Linked DNA regions of Homo sapiens: region 1 is linked to region 2. Evidence: read pairs that join two places in POLR2A ChIA-PET (ENCODE). Cell type or tissue: GM12878. All regions are shown on one strand. Each heading gives the region's core, and the rest is flanking DNA. Links, peaks and the distances in the headings are about the cores only.

Region 1 (4,414 bases), core at 1-2,500, 360 kb after region 2:
ATCTATTTTTCCCTCTCTCTACTAAATGTACAGACTACCTTTAGTCTCAGCTGGACCACTTCCAAATTACTGTTAGACATAATAATAGACAATAATTAGACAAGCTTATTAGACATAAGCTCTACAAGCATATTTTGTATGCCACATAGGCACAGTGCCCAGCACATATTAGGTGCTCAATAACAATCTGCTGGATGAGTAAGTGGCCTTATTCTTAATTCTAATACTTGATTCTCTCCTACTCCCAAAAGTAGCCCTTAAAGTCTGAGAGTATAATGTCTTGGAACCTTAGCAGTATACACCAATGAAAGTTGTGAAATCTTAGTCAAAAAAGGCAACAGATGTTTTATTCTTCAATGCAAATTACTGTATTCACCACAAGCTAAAGAAGAGAACATGTATCCTACATATATATTTATATATATATATATTTTTTGTGTGTGTGTGTGTGTGTGGATTTATGGAAGACTAAAGACACGGAAAAAAATCCAGCACCCCAACATGTACAGCCAGGAAGGAAATCAGTTCTGTAATAGGACAGGTATAATGAACTACAAACAAGAAGGGGTGGAAAAAGAAGAAAAAAAAATGTGCATTGAGTTTAAGACACTGTAAAACTCAGAAGACATATTTACTATTCAAGTATAAACTCTGTAAGGACTTGGCATAAATTGAAAGGCAGCTGCTGAGGTACACCATTATAAAAGAAGTTCTATGAATTTACAATTCTACCTTCCAATTTCCTGGGAGAAAAAACCAAACTCTTGAAGGTCTTCACCAGAGACCCTGAGAGGGATTAACACTTTTGATGAAGACATAGTCAATAATTCATGATTGAACTATTCAAAAACATGTATTTATTTAGAACAATAGAAATACGTGTTCTCAGACTGTCCTCTAGAGTTTTTGAGACTATTAGTTCAAGAGTTTCAAAGTATATTACTTGTAAAAACAATACTGATTAAAAAAATTTTTTTTAACAAAAAAACAGAAATCTGATTTGATGGTACCTTGAAAATACCCTAAATACCAAATTTTCTCCAACCTAACATTACAGCTAATTTAAGAATTCCTCCTTCATTGGTAAAACATTTTTTCCTCATTAAATGTGGGTACTGAAATTGGATAGAAACACTATGAATGTGAAAATACCACCAATTTTCTGCAGTAAAAAAAAAAAACCCAAAAAACAAAAAAACAAACAAAAAACCTAGAATGTTCTTTGGAATCACTGAAATATCACAAACTTGGGTTTTTTCTTACAGTCTGTGCACCTTCTTTCAGGTTCTCTGTTTTGCTTGTAGTACTGACTGTGTGATTCTAATTTTTATAGATTCAAGTCTTGCAATGCAATATCCATGCTTGACACACCGGTGTCTCTGACCAGTGAGAAGTTATGCATAACCCAGAAACGCTGTCATTTACATCTCCATAAAGACTTCTGCCCCAAATAAAAACTTCAGAATGACACAACACATCCTGTGTTAAACAATCAAATGAACCCAACAAGGGGGATTCCAGTGTGATTTCAGTACTTGGGAGGGCATTGTCTGCTATGGTTTCTCATGGAAGTACCACAGGCCTGGCTGCTAGCATTCAGCTTTCCTTGGCCTTAAAAGGGATTTTCTCAGGGCTGGCAAGTTGGATTAGATTCTAAGAGAATTTTGTCTTTGACAAACTACCATTTTTAGCATAAAATCTGGCCATGGCTATAAGTTTCAATGTGTGTACAACTGATTAGAGAGTTTTTTTTTTCTTTTTCTTTTCAACATTGGCTGGAATTGAGTAGAAAAAAGTCCACGATGCCTCTTCACATGTGTCATGAAATATGAGAAATCTGTCTGATTCTAGATACTATTTCTTTACGACACAATGGGCAGGTCTCCAGCTGCAAGGCACAATCCATGCACAGGTCACTGGGGAGAAACACAGAAAAGTCAGTCAAGTTAATGCTTCAAAAGGTCAAACTCCAACTGCCTGCCAACTAAATCAAAAATGTTAACAAGTTTGTTCATTGAAAGGGTTACTAATTATACATGGTTTAAAAAAAATGAATATGTAAATAAAAAGTAAATCTTACATTTCTGATCCTCAATTGTCTTAGTCTGTGGAACAAGTAAAAAGTTCATATGCATTCTTTCAGACACTCTATATGTGCACAGCATATACTTACAGATGTGCACTTATAGGTAGGGATATAATATTTCTCCCCAGAAAGCTAGCCATTTATCCCAGAATCATTTACCAAACAGTCCATCTTTCACCACAGTTTTGACACAATGCCTTTGTCATATGGTAAATTTTCATTTTTAGTTAGTTCTATTTCTGGGCTTTTATTGTATTCCATTATTCTGCCATTCTTGTCATATAGTAATGGGACCAAACTATTAACATTTATTTTAATGTATTTTAAGATGTGGTATGGTTGTCATCTCCCTAACTTTCAGAATTTTCTTGCCTTAAACTTTTAAATCAGCATGTCAAGTTCCAGAAAAAAATCATGTTGCTCTTTTTATGTTGAGCAAATTAAACTTAGAGTTTAGAGAAAACTGTCACCTTTACAATACTGAGAGGTCCTCCTATCCAAGAAGAGACTCATTTATTTAAGTCTTCTGTTATACTCTTTGGTAGTTTAAAAGTTTTCTTCATATACGCTCTACATATTTCTTGCTATGTATTCTTAGATAGCACTTTTTTTTTTAACCATGGTAAAAGGGATCTTCAATTATATGTTCTAACTGGCTGCTATTATACATATAGCTAGAAGAGCTACTGATTTTTGTGTATTTTGTAAGTCATAGTGGTGACAGTAGGCATCCTTATCTTATTCCCAACATCTCTTGAAATGCTTCCTATGTGTCACCATTAAAAAGATGCTAGCTGGTGAAACCCCGTCTCTACTAAAAATACAAAAATTAGCTGGGCATGGTGGCGGGCACTGGTAATCCCAGCTACTTGGGAGGCTGAGGCAGGAGAAATCACTTGAGCTCGGGAGGCGGAGGTTGCAGTGAGCTGAGATCACGCCACTGCACTCAAGCCTGGGTGACAGAGCGAGACTCCGTCTCAAAAAATAAATAAATAAATAAAAATAAATAAATAAATAAAAATAAAAAAATAAAGAGATACTAGCATTTGGCTGAAATATATGTGTTTTTTGTATTGTTATGGAAGTATCCATCCATTCCTATTTTATATTGTTTTAGTCCATTCATTTCTGTTTTGTAGTATTTCATCCATTAGGAATGGATATTGAATTTTAACAAATGCTTTCTCAGCATTCTTGAAGTGATAACTGCCCCTCTCCTGCCTCTGGCCTATTTGAGTAATTATATTAAAGATTTCTATATTGTAGGCTGGGCATGGTGACTCATGCCTGTAATCCCAGAACTTTTCGGAGGCCAAGGCAGGTGGATTACTTTAGGTCAGGAGTTCGAGCCAGCCTGGCCAACATGGTGAAACCCCGTCTCTACTAAAAATACAAAAATTAGCTGGGCCTGGTGGCATGCGCCTGTAATCCAAGCTACTCGGGAGGCTGAGGCAGGAGAATTGCATGAACCCAGGAGGCAGAGGCTGCAGTGAGCTGAGATCACACCACTGTACTCCAGCCTGGACGACAGAGCAAGACTCCATCTCAAAAAAACCTGCCTTTGCCTGGGCTGGAGTGCAGTGGCACGATCTCTGCTCACTGCAACCTCCACCTCCCAGGTTTAAGCAATTCTTTGTCTCAGCCTCCTGAGTAGCTGGGATTACAGGCGCCCACCACCACGCCCGGGTAATTTTTTTTGTATTTGTAGTAGAGACGGGGTTTCACTGTCTTGGCCAGGCTGGTCTCAAACTCCTGGCCTTGTGATCCACCCGCCTTGGCCTCCCAAAGTGCTGGGATTACAGGTGTGAGCCACCGTGCCCAGCCTAAGATTTCTGTAATTGTACCATCCTTGCATTCCTAAGATAACTCCCCCTGCCAGTTGCGTTGCTAGGTCTTACTTTCTAATATTTTATTTGGGAGTTTTAGATTTATATTCATAAAAAAATAGTTTTTTCTTTTTATGAGTTTTATCAGCTTTTGGTATGATTACTAAAAATAACATTGTGGTTTTCCTACTTTCTCTATGGTTTGGCCAAGTTTAAATAGAATTGGGCTACCTATTCCCTGAAAGTTGTAAAGAGTTCACCTGTGAAACTAGCCTTAGTACTTGTGGAAGAGAAGGCAAAGGTAGCTTTGATAACCATTTTAACTTCTTTTATGGTAACAGGAATGCTTAGATTTTCAGTCTCCTCTGGGGATTGACTCTTGTAATTCATTTTATCCAGGTTTCCTTTCTTTGTCCCTATATCCCTTTTAAAATTGTTGTTGCTGCTCAAAGTTTAGCTAAATTTTCTTATAATTCTTTTAATGTCCTCTTCCAACTCTATT
Region 2 (2,500 bases), core at 1-2,500:
TCCAGGCAACTTTAACTTTTGCACCATCGAACTTTCCTTCAGACTTCGAGTCAGCAACACCCTTCTCACACTTCTTCAGCTTGCTGCCGTAGTGATGTCAGGCAGCTTTGCACTGTCACTCAAGTTATTCCATATCTCACTCAGCCTTTTTGCCACATCTCCAATAGAGATGCCAGGGTTTGTGGATTTGTCCTCGGGGCAGAATTCTGAACAGAACAGGAAGAATCCAGATGGTAGCCTTTTGGGGGCTTTAGGGTCCTTCTTCTTGCCTCCCTTAGCTGGTCCGTAATTCTTTATTTCCCAATCATAGAGTACTTCATCCACCTCGGTCATTTCGTCAGGCTTAGACTTCTCTTTTCCACACATTGTCTTCCGCCTCTCAGAGCACTTCTTGGAAATTTCTGTGAAATTGACAAGAACCTCTGGGTTTTTCTTCTTGCATTCTTCTCTGCATGTCTGCATAAAGAAGGCATAAGCAGACATCTCACCTTTTGGTTTCTTGGGGGTCATCTTTAGCCATCCTGACTATATTGTCGCTAGTCTGGGCAACGCAGGGCACCTGCTTTACACATTTTTAATTGGGCTTTTTGCCACTTTCTTACTGATTCATAGGACCTCTTTGCATATTAGAAACCTTAATTCTTTAATACATATGAGCCAAATATTTTCCCAGGATCTTCTGCATGCTTTTAGCTAAATTCTTGGTGTCATTGGTCATAGAAAAGTTTTGCATTTTTATATAGTTAGATGTAGTCTTCCTTTATGATTTCTGGCTTTCATGTCTTGCTTTAAAAGGCTTTTTCTGATTGGAATTTATTTTTAAAATACTCTCCTATATTTTCTTTTTAATACTTTTAGAGTATTTGTTTAACATTTAATTCATCTGGAATTTTTGTGTGCATGAACATGATGTGAGGTAGGGGTCTAATTTTTTGTGGGGTGAGTCTTTTTAAAAATTGATACATAATAGTCATACATACTTATGAGGTACCTGTGATATTTTGATCCATGCACACAATGTGTAATGATTAAATGAGGATAATTAGGATAACCATCACCTCAAGCATTTATTATTTCTTTGCATTGGGAACCTTCCAAATCTCCTATTCCAGCTATTGTGAAATAAAGTATAAATCCTATTAACTATAGTTGCCCTATTAGAATCTAGTTTTGTTTGCATCTGAATGGAGAACCAATTGTCCCAACACCATTTACCGATTAAGTCACCCCTTCCTGCCTGACTTGTGATGTCCCTTTGTCAAAGGCATCTCTCTGTCATTTTATGCACTCTTCTTGTGGTTGGCACATGGCAGAACTCATAAATGTTGACTTTGGGAGCAGCTGAAATGTCAGCTGAATGACAGCGAGCATACGCCACAGTGCAGCTGACCACAGAGCTCACCTCGCAGCTCAGAAGTCAGAACGAGAAATGAATATGAGTGGCTCCCAACATCAGTGAATATTTGTGGCTTTGGTTTTGATGTTGTTTTCAAATCAACTTTGCTTATCTACAATAAAATTTCCACATTTTAAGTGTACAGGGTGATGACTGATGACTTGGCAAACATGTACACTCTCGGACCAAACACACCAACCAAAATATAGAACACGTCCATCTTTCAAGAAAGTTCCTTTGGGGCTCTTTGCAGTCAACCTCCCCTCCACTTCCACCCCAGGCAACCACGATTACCTGAAACCACACGTGTGTAGCACATTGATAACATTTTCAGAGAAATAAATAACCCAGCTGCAGCATGAGCTTGTTGGCTGAGGAGGAAGGCCAACTTCCCCTAAGGGACAGGACTTCTCTCTTGAGGCCGACAAACTCCCCCCTGGGCTGGTTTGGTTAAGAAGAAATGGGGTAATCCAAACCAGGTCTCCCCAGCTTCAGGTAGGCAAGTTCTGTTCCAGTGGTTTTTAACAAGTCTAGAAATCGGCCAGATATTTACTTAATATTTTCTTCTAGATCAACTGGCCTTTTTACATGTAATTCAAAATGATCACTTTTAAAATAAAATATAATATCCCATTAAATGATGAAGGGCACACGCCATAATTAACAAAGGACTAGTGATGATGTAAAATGAAAAATGAATCTCCTGTGCCATCTGAAATCACATGAATACTGCCTCAGGGGGCACCCACAGACATGAAAGAGGTAAGGGAAAAGCAGAGGAAGAATCTGGAACTTCATTCAGGTTGGAGGCTGGTGGTTAGAGGGGAGGGAGAGGGGCAGAAGGGCTGTCTCAACAGAGCTGAGGGGTGAGGGCTCCCTTCATCACTAAAGCAAAGGAGTTGCTTTGGGAACAAACCTGAGTCCACACAGTCCCTTCCTGCAAGGCCATGAGAAGGTCAGAAAACAGCCCCTTAGCTCATAGGTTCTGGGACCTTCCAGCCATAAAAGGAAACAGAGCAGTTTTTGAGGGGCCACTCAAGGGGAAAATACCTTTGGAGTCAGACAGACTGGGATTCACTTCTACTTAGGTGACACTGGGGAAGA

The links. ChIA-PET counts read pairs that join two places held together with the same protein. Peaks named below come from ENCODE experiments on the same cell type or tissue, not always from the same donor. Only the 100,000 strongest peaks of a DNase experiment are listed, where the experiment ranks them.
Region 1: POLR2A ChIA-PET joins it to region 2 with 5 read pairs; 2 of 35 experiments call an interaction of 5 or more read pairs at or near these places.

Annotation. Positions count from the first base shown.
Region 1 is chr16:57,236,381-57,240,794 of GRCh38, reverse strand. RSPRY1 (ring finger and SPRY domain containing 1) reads right to left here. Exons shown (of 15, transcript NM_133368.3): 15 at 326-1,916. The coding sequence ends at 1,820. Among named protein-coding and RNA genes, the nearest start is that of ARL2BP, 6.7 kb to the left of the region's middle. In GM12878, for the core only: no CTCF peak of the experiment used is centred there; a DNase peak (open chromatin) is centred at 1,472; H3K27ac peaks cover 642 bases.
Region 2 is chr16:57,601,157-57,603,656 of GRCh38, reverse strand. The region is part of intron 1 of LOC105371291 (a long non-coding RNA gene); the gene reads left to right. It also overlaps the pseudogene HMGB3P32. Among named protein-coding and RNA genes, the nearest start is that of ADGRG1, 26 kb to the left of the region's middle. In GM12878, for the core only: no CTCF peak of the experiment used is centred there; a DNase peak (open chromatin) is centred at 1,486; H3K4me3 peaks cover 408 bases; H3K27ac peaks cover 1,489 bases.